Regions from separate parts of the Mus musculus genome. Here region 2 is linked to region 1. A link is a loop called in an ENCODE intact Hi-C map of the cell type or tissue named here. Cell type or tissue: heart. All regions are shown on one strand.

Region 1 (8,000 bases):
TTCAAATCCTATTTCGTTGGCTCCTAAGAAACCTGGCAAGTACATCTGGCTGTGTCTTCTTGACCATGGTAGAGGCAGAAGAAGAAACATCTATGCGCTGATGACCCGGGAGCATGGCGTATGGCAGCTGGGGTCCTGACAGGAGCTGCTGTGATCTGTAAACATTTTCCATGCTTCCTTTCAGCTTTTAAAACTGTACACAATAAATATGCAATAAACACCTGTCTTAGTTAGGGTTTTACTGCTGTGAACAGGCACCATGACCAAGGCAAGTCTTATAAAAAAACAACATTTAATTGGGGCTGGCTAACAGGTTCAGAGGTTCAGTCCATTATCATCAAGGTGGGAGCATGGCAGTATCCAGGCAGGCATGGCACAGGAGGAGCTGAGAGTTCTATGTCTTCATCCAAAGGCTGCTAGTGGAAGACTGACTTCCAGGCAACTAGGGTGAGGATCTTATACCCACACCCACAGTGACACACCCATTCCAACCAGGTCACACCTATTCCAACAAGGCCACACCTTCAGATGGTGCCACTCCCTGGTCCAAGGATATACAAACCATCACAACACCAGACCTTATTTCTCAGAGCTAGGGACAGCCTAAGTACCCCTTGATCAACATTTCCTCATTTCTCCCTACTCCCAAACTGGCTTTCTTATTGAGTAGTTAATTGCGATTTTGAAAAACACCCAGAATGTCCGAGTTAGTTTTAACTGTCAACTTGGCAGAGCCACCTGACGCAGTCATCTTAGAAGGCAGTCTCAATTGAGTAACTACCCAGATCAAACTAGACTGTGGGCATGCCTGTGGAAAGAATGTTTTGATTGTTAATTGGTATACAAGGGCCAAGGCCACTGTGGGTGACACCATTCCCTTTGCAGGTTGTCCCAGGCTATGTAAGCTAAACATGAGCCTGAGCAAGCCAGCAGGCAGTGCTCCTCCATGGTTTCTGCTTCAATTTCCTGCTTGGGTTCCTGCCCTGACTTCCCTCAATGATGAACTATGACCAGGAAGTGTAAGCCAAATAAATGCGTTTTTCCCTAAAGCGGCTTTTGGTCTGCATGGGCTTTTTTGGTTGTTTTGGGTCCTTTTTTTTTTTTTTCCAGCCACAGAGTGTGACTAGAAAACAGATTCTAGCCAAAGACAGCTAGATTGTAAAGAGGCTCGGGGAGTAGAAGTAACCTGTGAGAGAAGCAGTGTTCTGTACTGTGTGGACCACTGTTGATCACTGCACCTGCCCAGCTATTGTTTGCTATTAACACTAAAAGATGCCAGCCAGGCACGGTGGCACAGACATTTAGCCCCAGCACTCAGGAGACAGCCTGGTCTATAAGGTGAGTTCCTGGACATCCAGAGTTACACAGGCAGATAAATAAGCAAATACATAAATAAATGACATAGAATATGCCACCACAGCATCAGAGATGCAGCCCACGTTCCCCTTCTTTGGTAGCCATAATCTCTCATTCTGCCTGTGGGTTTTTTTCTCTCGGGTTACTTGACCTGTGAAATGGAACAGTCTATCGTCCCAGTTGTCAGAGAGACACGTAGTCTTTCCCCAAGGATTTCATTACTTACCGCAACAGAAATTACAAGTAGACACCATTACTAAAAGCACTTTTTAAAAAAGAAAAAGGCTAGGAGGCTCCGGTGGTATCTCAGCTGGTAATGTGCTTACCTTGCAAGCATGAACAAGACTTGAGTTTGCTGCCTAGAATCCACACGTGGGACCCTGGTAACGCTCGTGTTGGGGAAGCAGAGGCAGGCAGATTCTTGGGGCTCTCTAGTCAGCCACCCCAGCTTAATCAGTGAGCCTCAGGCCAACTAGAGACCTCCAAGGTGAACAGGGCCTAAGGAACACCACCCGTGGCATGCACATGCACTCACACTCACACTCACACTCACACACACAGTCACACACACACTCACACACATAACAGTCACACACAGTCACACACACATACACACACTCACACACACAATCACACACACTCAAACACACACACTCATACATACACTCACATACACATACATTCACACACATACACATTCACACACACAATCATACACACAACTCACACACACACTCACACACATAACACAGTCACACACAGTCACACACACATACTCACGCATTCACACACACTCATACACACACACTCATACATACACTCACACACACTCACATACACATACACACACACATTCACTCACATTCACACACATACTCATACATTCACACACACTCATACACACATACATACACTCACACACTCACATACACACACATACATTCACACACACACACATTCACACACACACTCATACACACTCATACACACACACACACACACGCACAGATATGACTTCATTTTTATAAGCGCTGACTTCATATAAACTCAGAAAGTATATGGTAGAAAGCCATAAATGTTCATGACATACATCTGTGTGATAGCCTTTGGCTTTTTATATTTTAAAATAAAGACTTTATGCTATTCTAAATATCAGAAAAGTGAGTGGGTGTAAAACTGACACAAGAAGGTACAAACTTTGGCAGAAATCAGGGTGGAACAGATCAGGGACAGGGTAATTTAACCTTCAATGAAAAGAAATGGTATCTGGCCCAAGAGATGGTCCAGTGGCTAAGCAGGCTTGCTGCCACAGCTGACAGCGGAAGTTCGACTCCCCAAACCCACACAGTGGAAGGGAAGAGCTGATTTCTGCAAGTTGTCATCTGACCTCCGCCACCACATACACAAAATAAATATTTAAAACCCCTTAAAAAAAACCGAGTCTGTTCTATGACAGTGAGAGGAAGATGGAGGGTGAAGTGAGCAAATCGGAAGATTTAGGTAGGGCCAGGTTCTATTTTCTTTATGAAGCAGGAGATATGAAGAAGGATAGATGGATAATGGTAAGGGAGAATTTAAATTTCAGGTCCTGTAGACCTTTGGAAATTGTGTTTACGGTTGTGTATACATATTGTTTTCTATAAATGTGATCACTTCTTAAAGGACTCTGTGATCGATTTTTCCTCAGACCTGGGAAGGTGGTCTCTATCTCTTAGCTTTGTGTGTGTGTGTGTGTGTGTGGGGGGGGGGGGGGGGGCGTCGGCTTTGCAAGGTTTCCTGATGCATAGTTTGTTCCTTTGGCGCCATCTTGTGGTCAAATGAATATACTACAAAATAAGTTAGGAATTGTGGCTCTAGTAGTTTCTTAGACTTGTAAAAAACTTGAGAGATTAGTTTCTCAGAAGTTATGAAAGTCAATAATTATTACTATATTTTCTTGTAGTTGAGACATTGTTTATATATATATACATATATACATATATACATATATACATATATACATATATACATATATACATATATACATATATACATATATACATATATACATATATACATATATACATATATACATATATACATATATACATATATACATATATACATATATACATATATACATATACACACACACACACACACACACACACATATATATATATATATATATATATATATATATGATAAACCATGGTCAGTCTTGGGTAGTTCTATTCTGGGAATTAAAAGTTTTTGGAAGGGAAACATCCCCTTTTCTTCAGAGGATTCCAGTGTGCAATCAAGTCCCAGAGCCTCTGGCTTAAGTCCTTAATCTTCACAGTGTGGTTTGCGGGCTAGTAGCATTGTGTCATCTGGAACTTGTTAGATACACAGGCTCTAACTTCCTGCCTCCAACTCCCGAGTCAGCCAGCACCACATTTCGAAAGCAGCAATTCCTGCATGTTAAGTTTTAAGGGCTGTCCTGGACAAAGGGTCTCTAGAGTACTCAAGTTAGGAGTGGTGCCCAGCAAGTAGGCGTTTCCTCCCCTCCCTTCTTTCCTCTCTCCCTCCCTTCCTTTCTCTCTTTCTTTCTTGTTGTTGCAAATATTTAATCTCAATCAGGGGTTTCTACCCAGCCTTTGATCATTCAGTTCTCAGATAAAAGATACACAACCTTTATATGCACTAGAGCTGGGTAGGTATCTACCCTCTGAGCTATTAGAATCTATTTCCCCATCAGTAACCCCGAGTTATAACTTGCTGTGTTCCAACTGGGCAGCTCTTAACTCCAGTTGGCCATTCCTTGGGGCCATGTTTTCATGACACACCCACCCCATAGCATCTTCTCCTCTCTCCGTATCCCCACCCTGCTCCCAGGGCTCCTGCCTCAGACTCCCAGCCAGGGAACCAAAACCCCACCTACCTCTCTTCTGCCCAGCTATAGGGTGTCAGCATCTTTATTCAACCAATAGTTTTAAGTTAAGTTAGTTAGTGGATTCACTAATCCCTGGAGGCAACCAGGCGTTGAGGGCCAGTATTTAGCATTACAACACATAGCAAAAGACAAAACCTCAACTGCCTTCCTTCCTTCTTTCCTTCCTTCCTCTCTTTTTCTTATAACACAGTGTTTGTCTGTGTAGCTTCTTGGCTATCCTGGAACTCTGTAACCAGGCTGGCTTTGAACTCAAGAGATCCGCTTGCTTCTGCCTTCTAAATGCTGAGATTAAAGGCTGCACCACCATGCCTGACTGGGTTTCTCCTGCAGAACGTATGTTACTCTATGACCCTGTGAGAAGACTTTTACTGTAAGAAATCCCGTCTGTGGCAGAGCCATCAGCTCTCTTCTGCAGTATCCTCACGATCTCCTTTAACACATTTGAGGACAATAGCATTCTTCCCTCATTTCTTCTCTGAGCCTTTACCCTCCTAAACACCCTGTGTCTTAGGTCTACGTACAACACTTTTGCAGAACTTTTTTCTGGTAATTCCACAATAAAAATGACTGTCAGAACTGAGGGTGACCAATCTTCTGACTGATAGAAAGTAACAAGGAGCCACAAGAAACTCTAGAAAGAAAAATGATTCTCTTCTATGTTTGTTATGTCATAACATATCTGTAAACTCAAAGTCCCTGTTCCTGCCCCTGCTACTGTCGCTTACTCTTTTCTGATTGGCCACATCATGCTGAAAGAACCTAGTGGGGAAACCCCCACTCAATTGTCGTTCGGCACGCACCCAAGAATCACGAACAGACAACCACGAACAGACGACCATCTTGATGTAAAAGCATGAGGTAGTTTAATGACGGAGCTCCGGGCCGACACATATCTCTCGCAGGAGACAGAGGTGTCGACCACATGGTGGAGCCATAATGGCGGAGCTCTGGTTCGAAACTTATCTCACACAGGAGACAGTGGTTTCGACCCCGAGGCTTGGAAGCTAGGGACTTTTATAGAAAAGGGGTGGGGCTGGGGGAGGAATTGGTGCGGTTTCACATGATTGGTCCATTTAAACATCAACAGACTGTCAGAAGGGCGGGAGATAGGGAGGTACCAGGCCAGTCAGGACAGGTAATGATGGGCCTGCCCGGGCATGTCCCGGCCTGTTCTGCTATTTTTTTTAGCCCCAGGTTTTAAAGCTCACAAACAACTCTTTGGGCTATTTGACATATTTCCTTTCAATGCCTCCTGACATCCTTGCATGTTATGATCATTCCTTAAAACTAAGCAAGTTTCCCTGTTAGCCAGTCCCAGGCGAGTCCTTCTCTCCATATGTTAGCCTAACATCTCACTCCATCACCTGTCTTTGGGCTGCTGCGCCTGCCAACAGTACCCCACTCTGGCTTCCTTTGGGTCATTTGAACTACATGTGTAGCTACCCCGTCTTTGGGTGGCCATTTCATTTAAAGCAGTGGTTCTCAACCTGTGGGTCATGACTCCTTTGGGGGGAAGGGGGTTACATGTGAGATATTTAAATTATGATTCATGATAGTAGCAGAATTACAGCTAGGAAGTAGCACTTAAATAATTTTATGGCTGGGGGTGGGGGTCACCTCAACATGAGGAGCTGTATTAAAGGGTCACAGCATTAGAAATGTTGAGGACCACTGGTGTAGGGTCTTTCAGAGACATCCAGTGCCATCGTTTTCACCGGCCCCTTTACTTTAGGAATTGAAATCACCTAAAGTTGGCCAAAATTTCTTGCCTACAGGATGTACAGTGCCTCTGAGAGAATTTTGCAATATTTGTTGATTTTGAAAGCTGGGGATGGATCTGGAGAGAGGTCTAAGCTGCGAGGAGCACTTAGAGGACAGGGGTTCAAGTCCCAGCGCCCACAGAGCAGTCCAAAACCACCTGCAACTCCAATGCCAGGGGACTCTGACTCCTTTTCTGGCCTACAAGGGCAACAGATGTTCATTGGCTTTTAAAACCATTTGATCAAAGGCACAAGGATATTTTTTTATAAGGAACTTGTTCTTAGCTTTTTAAAGAGGGTGTGTTCAAATAAAATATAATATAGATTGATATAACCGATAAGGTAACGAGGTAAAGCTATCTGTTTTGAATGAATAGTGTGTTAAATACAATTAATGAAACATGGGTCACAGATATACATTACCTCATTTTGTTCAAAAGAATGGTATACTGTCCAGGCAAACGTATAAAACACAGGCTATATAGTGTCTAGTCTGTTCAAACAGTGTAATATAGAATCTGTATATATACAATATCTTGTCCATATATGTAGCACACAGCACAGGTCAGCTAACTGTATACTCTGGGTTGAATTCAGATTGCTACCTGGTTTTATAAATAAAGTTTTATTGGGTCAGTGTGCCACTTTGTTTACATACCTGTTCACAGCTGGTTTGGTCTTCAACAGCAGAGGGCAGAGGGCCCTGCTGGGTGTTTGTTGAATGGCTTCTGATCATTAAGCTCCCTCAGAACCATGGAGACCAGCAAGCACTCCATAGATTTGTTTTCTTGTGGGCTGGTTAGTGTCAGGGTACAGACCCTGGGAAGCCCTAGCAAGCTAGACTTGACCATCCATCTTGGATAGGTCACTTAAATAAACAAGCAATGCAAAACACTAGAAAGGTGAGATTTACTCAATGTGGCTGCACTGGAGAGAAGAGAGAGAGAAGTCCAGGACTCCCCAAGTCCATACTCAGGGTTTCAACAAGAGGCTTGGCTTCCAGTGGGAAGCCAGAGGTGTGTATGGCTAAGCCTTCCTGGCCAAGGTGCGATTCCACCGGCACTGTCTGGGCTCCGGGCTCTCCTGCACGGCAGTCTTAAGTCTGAACCCAATGAAAACTCTTTCTGGGAGACAGGCTCCCTCTCTGGCTGCCTTCAGCCTTCTCCCTCTTCCAGCATTAGATTCCATGAGAAATGCCAATTTCCTGGGGGCCACTTGTCTACTCTGGTAGGCAAAGAAGATCAAAAGCAAGCGTCTCTTTGGAATATTCTCATCCCCGCTAAGGTGGTTACGTACAGAACAGCTTCCTTTCAGTACACGCCTCTCCAGTCCGCTCAGTGTTTTATTTGTCAACTGTGTTTACAGTGAAAGAAAACCCCTCCCTCCTTGCCGTGGGAAAGGTCAACAGCCACGTAGACCTAGGAGGTCGCCAAGTTTTGTGGACAATAAAGGGGCAAGCTAGTTAGCCATTAACCAGCAAACAACATAATTTTGCTCCATTTTGACCTTGGTGCCTCTCTTTGCAGAAGGCGTTTGCCCTGCCATTTCTGCCCTGGGAGGTAAGGCAGATGTCCCCTTCCTCTCTCTAACCGGATCTAACCGGATCCAGGCAGCAGCAGTTGGAATTGGGGCAGTTGGATCCCAGCCACTTGAGGTAGAACAACGCGGCAGGCAACTTAGCAGCCAGTGGATCTGGGATGGGTGGGGCTGGTGACAAATTTACCTCGGCACCTTGCTATTTACTGGTGGCCTCTAAAGGCACTGATGCCCTTATTATTTTATACTTATCGGCACAGAGTTGTGAAAGTATTAAGATATTTTGGGAAAGCTTGAGGAACAGAGTTGTATGAGAACTAATGGGAAAGAAGAGGTCATTTGAGGTCATGAGAGGTGATAACTGACAGCTATTAGGGCGAAGAACTTCATACTTTCTCACCCAAAGCTAGTACTGATAGGTAAAAGTCACAGAT
Region 2 (8,000 bases), 570 kb before region 1:
CACCTGTGGAGGCAAGAGGTGACCTTTGTGGAGTTGGTTCCCTTCTTCCACCTTTCTGTGGGTTCTGGGGTTAGCTCCTCAGGTTAGAGAATTCCTCTATGTGCTGAGCCATCTCTCCAGCCTCCGGGGTTTCTTTGTTTCCTGGTTGTTGCTAATGTGGGTGCTGGGGATTTGAACTCAGATCTTCAGGATTGTGTAGAAAGCACTCTTCCCTACGAGCCACTTCCCCAGCCCTAGTATTCTAGTTCGTCTTGTTAGGGAAGGGAGATTTTAGTCCTAATTGTTCTCATCGGAACAGCCGTTGAATCTCTTGGCGTCCACCAAAAAAAAAAAAAAAAAAACAACAACAACAAAAAAAACATGGCCATGTGGCCTCTCCTATTAGACTCATTCATGAGATGCATGCGTAGCGATTGATTTTCTTCTCAGCAAGTGTTTTTGCATTCCCTGGGTGAGCTCTACTGGGCTACCCTGGTGTGCCATTTCTTGTACTTTACTGTGGTATGCTGATCAGAGCGCCACCTTTTCTATGTAAGGCGTATGAAAGATGTTTTCTTTTGGGCGACATTTCTCACAAGTGTTGCTTTGGACGCTACTTTGGCTTTATTAGAGGAGTACGGTACCTCTTTTCCTTAAAGTTCTGCAATCTCTCTTTGGTTCTCAGCCCTTCCCAGAGTCCCCCTAGGGCTAAGTGCTCGGCCAGGTGGGCTGCTTCCGCTCGCTCGCCTCGGGCCTGGGGAAGGGTCCCTCCGAAGGATGCTCCCTAGGGGTTAGAACCCGCTTTCCTGCAGCGGGGCGGAGACCTGTCCTACACAATCCTCACTCTGCTCCGGGAGACCCAGCAGCAGATTAATTGCAGCTGTGCCCTGGAATTTCCCCAACACACAAATCTTCCTGATGTAAAACAGCTGGGAGGAAATCCCAGCATGCCCTGGGCAGAGGCAGAGCTGCCAATGAGCTATAGAGATTAACCCTCAGACTCCCGGAGAGCAGTGAGGGCCCCTGCTCCAGAGAGGCCCACATTGTCTCACCCCACTCCGTGTGCACGGGACCCCCTGGCGTGCCCACAGACTCTGAATGCTCGACAAGGAAACCCTTTCTGCAGGACCTGAGCACCAGAGAAAAATCACGGCTTCTTGTCACAGAATGCACCAGGACAAGGCTCCCAAATGAGCTTACTCAAGTGTGGGGCTCGGAAAACCACTCCTTCCCCCAAAGTCCAGCTCCCGGAAGCCCTCCACTTCTTCCATGGACACTGGCAAAGGACAGAGTCCTTTGCACCTTTTCAGGCTAGGAAAGCAACCCTCCCCCTCTGGTCCCCACTGGTGAACAGTGACTCGCCTGACCTCAAGCTAGGACTCCTTTGAATAAAGTCCAAGGATTCCTACGCCTTACTCAAAAGATGCTACAACTGCTGTCACCAAGAGACAAGACCAAGGTAACAAACACCCCTCATGCCCCCACCCCTGGAGGGCTTCAAATACAGTGAGACATTGCCCTCTCAAAGGACTCGGTCTCTCTTTGTAACCCAGGTTTGTCTCCAACTCCCAGTCACACCCCTTGCTCAGTCTCCTGAGTGCTGGTATTGTTATAACAGGTATGCTCTACCACACCCAGCCCTGCCCTCTCTCTGTCTCTTGTGTGTGAGCATGCGTTCATCAAGGCCAGTGGCCAACCTTGGCCAACTGCTCCTGAAGGAGCAGTCCACCTTGATTTTTGCGATGGGGGTTCTCACCGAGACTGAAGCTGGTTTATTGGGCAAGGGTGTTGACCTCGAACCCCAGAGATCGCTGGTCTTCCCCCGTGATTAAAGCACGAGCCACATGGCTTAGCTTTTATGTGGGTGTGGAGTCGGGTCCTCGTGTCTGCATGGTAAATGTGGTCCTCAGTGACCCGTCTCCGCAGCCACTCCTCTTCCCACGTTAGCAACAACTAACGTGGAGGCTGGTGAGATGGCTCAGCACATAGAGGAATTTCAAACCTCAGGGGCTGGGTTTGATCCCCAGAATCCACGGAAAGGTGGAAGAAGGGAACCAACTCCACAATGGTCACCTCTTGCCTCCACAGGGGACAAGCAGACGGTGTGGAACAATGGATGCTTGTCCTCTGTGGATAAGCTAAGTGTTCCTCACTGCACTGCACCTGTACCACTGAAAAAACACCAGTTAGTCACCCTTTCCTAAGAGCCTAACTGGTTGTATTCAGTGATTCAGGGATAAAAAAAACCAACAAGCCAGGCCCACCAATCCTCAGGCTTCCTTCCTTGCTGTCTCCCAACACCAGCTCACTTTAACTTCTTGCTGGGCTGTAGGGTCTTATTTTGTTCTGCTGGTCCGCATGTTTGCATCTTCTGCTTGTGAGAAACTAGCTTTGCTCAGAGCCCAGACTCAAAGCATTCTCACGATGGAACGGTTATTGTCTGTATCCTTTGTCCTCTGGCCTCCGCAGGGGTCATGCCTGTTTAACTATGATGCCCATGTCTGTAACACGGAAGGGATTTATTTGGGCTTATAGTTACAGGGGTGTTTCAGTTCACCATGGGTGGGGAAGGCAGGTCAGAGTTCTGAGCAGCAGGCGGTACAGCTCCTAACATCTCCCAGAGGAAGGACTCGGAGTACTGCCTGGAACAAGAGGTGCGTTTACCCTACAATGCCCCCTGCAGCGATGAGTCTACTAGGTAGACACCTCGTCTTAAACATTTCTCATTCTCTCCAAACAGCATCACCAGCTGGAGCCCAAGTGTTCAAACATAGTCTGTAGGGGGACTTTCCACATTCAACCCATGACAGCAATCACCAAGTACTGAAATCCTAACCCACTTTGTTCTGACAAATGTGGTAGGCCCACTTCTATAATGGGGTTGGCCAGTCTATCACAGTACCCTTTGGACATATGGTCCATATGGAAGGGAGCCTGTTTCATTTTCTTCTCTTTTTTTGAGGCAGTGTCTATGTTTCCCAAATGCTGGCATTAAAAGTGTGCACCACCATTGTCCAATTTATTCAACTTGAGTGACTGGACTTTACTGAATAACTCCTTTAGTACTGCGAGGATTCAGAGGAACAGCACAGAGTATGTGTGCCCAACTCTGCTGATTCCTAGAAGTCTGTTTAAGACCCTATATCTAGTAAGGGATGGTGACTCACACCTGTAATTCCAGCACCTGGAGCCTGAATCAATCAGTAAGGTCACCTCTCCCCCACCACATGGGGTGGGGGAGCATGGTCCCCTATCTCCCCCAGAAACACACATAGATCACTCTATGTCTATAAATGCACCAGCTCTCTGGGAGCTGGAGAGATGCCTCAGTGGTTAAAAGCACCCGTCTTCTGCAGAGGACGCATCTTCAGGTCCTGGCACCCACAAGGTGGCACACAACCATCTGTAAATCCAGTTCCTACCCCCTCTCTGATGTCTGAGGACTCACGTACATACCTAATACACATAACACAGAATAAATATTTTAAAGAAGAAAATACAGGCTAGAGAGATGGCTCAGAGGTTAAGAGAACTGACTGCTTTTCCTGAGGTCCTGAGTTCAGTTCTTAAAAACCATCTGTAATGAGATCTGGCGCCCTCTTCTGGCCTTCAGGCATACATGCAGGCAGAACGCTAGATACATAATAAATGTTTAAAAAAGAGGAAAATACACCAACCAGTCTTAGTAGCATAAAGACAAAATACCTCCCCAGATTGGGGTAGGGGTGGGGGGAAACTACTTAAATTTCTGAAATCACTTTAGAGAGCAATGAAAGAAAAAGAAAACATTTTATTTTGACTCTTACTTGCGTCCCTAATTTTCTTTATAAAGCGAGTGGCTCTAAGCGTTTGCATCAATGCACTGGACAGCACTAAATCCCAAACACAACCTCTTTGTTCCACCTCACTGTCGATGAAGGCCATGTTCCTTCCTGAGGCTGCTGGATAGGCGAATCCTCCGAAATAAATTCAATTTGCAAGTCCATAGGGATCTATAATAAGCTACTTCTGGACTTAATACAATAGATAATTTTCTGTGGAAAAGTTCTTTTTAAAAAAATCATACTTTGGGGGCTGGAGAGATGGTTCAGCAGATAGACAGCGTTCTGCTTTTCCGGAGGACGTGCGCTCAGATATCACCACACACTTCAGGCAGCTCACAACCACCTAAACTCCAATGCCAGGGCATCTGACCCTTACTCCTGGACACTGGGATGGCCGGATGGACAGACAGGCAGGCAGGCACACACACACACACACACACACACACACACAAACACACACACAGGGTAGGGAGGAAGAGATACATATTCATGCATGAATAAAACATGAGTCTTAAAAAAATAAACAGATTCTTTTACTGCTTTAAAACCAGCAACAACAAAAAGGCTGGATTGTTGTGGCTGGCACACGCCTTTAATCCCAGCACTTGGGAGGCAGAGGCAGGTGGATTTCTGAGTTCCAGGCCAGCCTGGACTATAGAGCAACAGGACAGCTAGAGCTGCATACAGAAACCCTGTCTTTAAAAACCAAGTTCTTCCCCCCCCCCCCTTTTCATTCAGACCAAGGTTTAGCCAACGAATATTTTGGAAGCTCTGGTGCACACTCCACCTTGTCCCAAGCGACTTCTAGCTGTTCGTATCTCTGTTCCAAAGAATCCGGTTGTTTCTCCTACCAGAAGTTGAGCTAAGGTTTGATTTAGAAAGCTAGCTCTCCAGTGGATCCGCAGAGCACCAGGGTCTCGGGCTCCATCCAACATCTCTGTTCTCAGTCACCTCCCATATAAACCAGGGGTGCTTAGCTCTATCAATCTAAAGACAAGGCCTGGCCCAGAAGGTCTCCTAGAGGAGGAAAAACAAGCACAAAACCAAAGCAGATGCAGACGTTCCTCTAAAAACAAAGGCCCCATCAAGGTGCTCAGCAAAGCAGGTGTCCCAGCTGACACCACTAACAAAGGGTGGATCTGGGAGGAACCTTATTTCTCGGGACCTGTCCTCACCGACAGAGATCAACCACCTCGATGGTGTGGCAGTCACAACAGAGAGGACCAAGTGGCTGCTGGACACTTAAGAAAATTAGGAAGTGGATTTGTGAGACGGCCCGGCAGTTAAAACTATCTGCCGCCAAGTCCCGATGACTTTAGATCTCAGGAATCTGCCTGGTAGAGGGATGGAAATGACTCCCACAAGTTGTCCTTTGACCTCCATGTACCCCTCTCCAGTGAATAAACATTTAAACATATATAGATAGATAGAAAGTGACATCACTGTTTTCCCTCAGCTACTAAGATGCTGAAGTAGGTCAGTTGAGCCTAGAGGCTCCAGCACAGCCTGTGTGACGTAGCAAGTTCCTGTCTGAGTGGAGAAGGGACTGCACATGGACTCATCAATTTTAGTTATCTTTATTTACGAGCAAAACCAGGGCTAGAGTGAGCCGATCTTGGAAGCTCTAACAGCTCAAGTGTTTTCTGGGGGAGACGTCCCACTTGGTGGGTGCTCTAATCAAAACCCTTACTACTGCTTTCTACGCACCAGAGTCTGTTGTGTAGCATTTGTGGTATCTGTGGTGTGAATAGTCCCACCACAGTTGGTTTTGAGGTACTATGGTGAGTCACTGTGAGAGGTGGGAAGAGACACTCACAGTTGGCCTGGTACCAACTGGCTGGCCACACACCACTGATGCTAGGCAGGAGTGGAGGGGGTGGGGGTGGGGATTTTTAGCCTGTCCTGACTTGTTAGGATTATTGGCTCTATTCCTAGATGGCTGGAAAGCGGTATATGCTGTGATTGGTGGATGTGGGCCTGAGGTCAGACTGGAGACCTGGACATGCAGCCTTGCACATCTTTCTGGCAGCTCCATGCTCCTTCTCAAAGGAGCAGGGGAAACTCTGTCCTCTGAACACCGGGCATGGACAGCCTGATGGCATAGACCATGGGAACACTTGGCGCAAAGCCCTAGGCTTAAGATGAAAAGGCCAGTCGGGTGTGGTGGCACACGGTACGGAGGGCACAAAGAACTCAAGTTCAGAGGCAGATCGTGAGATCCTGTTTCCCAAAGGAATGAATAACTGAACCCACCAAAGCCAATGCTGAGCCTGATCTTATGCCCTCACTGAGTAGCCTGCAGGTCTCTGGGTTAAACTGCCTTCGCCTGGCCTTGACCTTGGGCTGCTGGACCTGAGCAATTTCTGCACTCAGTGCCTGATCATGAAAAGAGATGGAGAAAGTGCACATGGGCCTGACCCCACTCTTGCCCTATGGCTGACACCTCTCACACCAGCTCTCCCTGTGGCCCACACTTGGTCACCCTCGCCCACAGCACATCTTTTTCCCAGTTGAGGCCAGCTGCCTCAGCCCTCTGGGTGTAGAGCCCATGTTCTGGCTCCGGCCCTTAACCTTCAGCTCTGTTCCCTCAGCTTCACTTATGGCCCTTGCCTTGGTCTCCTCACCACACAGGAGAGAACTGGGTCCATATCTGCTTCTTACCCAGTTGCCAGGTTGAGGCTGACAGCTACCTGGTGTCCAAGATGTCAGAGTACCACACTTCACTTCAGGCTCACAGTTTGTGACAAGTCAGCGCGTTCTTGCTCCTCCTCTGTAATGAATATACCTGGCTTCCATGAACACTCATCACCGGCCCTTGTGTGGATACAGGGATCATGGGACATGTTTCTAGGTGTAAGGGGAATGAGTAGTTCAGTGTATGAACATGTAGACCTATTTAGAGAACTTAGCACTACTCTCGGCAACGTAGGAGAGCGCTTACATCTCCACACTCCCGTCTGCACAGGTTAGTAACCATTCTGACCTTTGCATTGAACTGGTATCTCAGTGAGTATCTCTCTTGGATATCTTTGTTTTTGCTTTTGAGACAAGGTTTCTTTAGGTAGCCCTGGCTGTTCTGAAACTTGCTCTGCCCACCAGGTTGGCTTCAAACTCATGGAGATCCAATTGTCTCTCTGCCTCCCAAGTGCTGGGATTAAAGGGTGTGCCACCACTGTCCATAAGGTTCATGCATCACACAGTAGCAACAGGAAACAAAGCTATTAAGGTAACCTCATATTAATAATTTTCACCCTCACACACACACCTTCAGCTTACTCAGCCGGAAATGTCAAGTTCTGCCTTAGCATCTCTTGCTGCTTCCCATGGGCAGCAGCATTCTCCAGATTCTAGACACTTCTGCAAGTGTGCCTTCTGCCTGCACCTGGAGAACCTTGGGGTGGCAACCTGCTTGTTTTGTTTTTTGTTTTTTGTTTTTTTCTTAAAGGTTTCTTTTTAATTATGTGCATGCACGCGAGTCTGTGTGCAGGTATGTGCCCATGAATGTGGTGCCTGCGGAGGTCAAAAGAGGACACTGGGGCTCTGACTGGGGAGTTACAGGACAGTGCGAGTGGCCCAGCGTGGGCTCTGGGAGCTTAATTCTTCACACACAGTCACTCTCTTAACCCACGGGTGCTCTCTCTCTCTCTCTCTCTCTCTCTCTCTCTCTCTCTTTCTCCTCTCCCCCCCCCCCCCCCAGCAGGATTTCATACTGACCTTAAATTCCTGATCCTCTTGCCTCTGCCTCTCAGGGATTACAGACATGTTCTTACAGACATGTTCTATCAGGTCTGGCTTATGTGATGCTGAGGATTGAACCGTGGAGGCAAGCACTCTACCCACTGAGCTACACTTCTAGTTTAAGCGACTTGGTTTGAAGGGAGCTGGTAGAGGGGCTGTGAAATGCATTAGCAGCTCCCTTTGCCTGAGATGGACCAAACGCCACTCCCAAGGATCAGGGTGGTGGGTAAAGCCGGAAAGGTCCCAAATGCTCTCTCCACCGTGTCACCTCTGCTGCAGCCCACATTCGCCAGCCCATCTTTCACGTCCCATTAGAAACACCTTCCAAACTATACAACTAAATAACTGGTCCCGCTGATGGTTCAGGAGAGAGAAACCGCAAAATACGAAAGCCCGGTGATGACTTGGATTTGAGCGACAAAGCTCAGTAGAAGTCTGATGTGAATCTCTGTAATGTCA

The links. Peaks named below come from ENCODE experiments on the same cell type or tissue, not always from the same donor. Only the 100,000 strongest peaks of a DNase experiment are listed, where the experiment ranks them.
Region 2: a loop joins it to region 1, with 2.7 times the contacts of the local background. A loop is called at or near these places in 7 of 42 quality-filtered maps.

What each region holds. Positions count from the first base shown.
Region 1 is chr6:73,224,846-73,232,845 of GRCm38, forward strand. Gm40377 (a long non-coding RNA gene) reads left to right here. Exons shown (of 3, transcript XR_869180.3): 3 at 886-989. Among named protein-coding and RNA genes, the nearest start is that of Gm40377, 6.0 kb to the left of the region's middle. In heart, a CTCF peak has its summit at 3,200 (motif pointing left); a DNase peak (open chromatin) is centred at 3,776.
Region 2 is chr6:72,654,633-72,662,632 of GRCm38, forward strand. All of the region lies in intron 3 of Tcf7l1 (transcription factor 7 like 1 (T cell specific, HMG box)), which reads right to left. Gm31391 (a long non-coding RNA gene) reads left to right here and starts at 624. Exons shown (of 4, transcript XR_003956315.1): 1 at 624-1,438. In heart, a CTCF peak has its summit at 3,583 (motif pointing left); DNase peaks (open chromatin) are centred at 899, 1,721, 5,168, 5,719 and 1 weaker place; H3K4me3 peaks cover 835 bases; H3K27ac peaks cover 4,792 bases.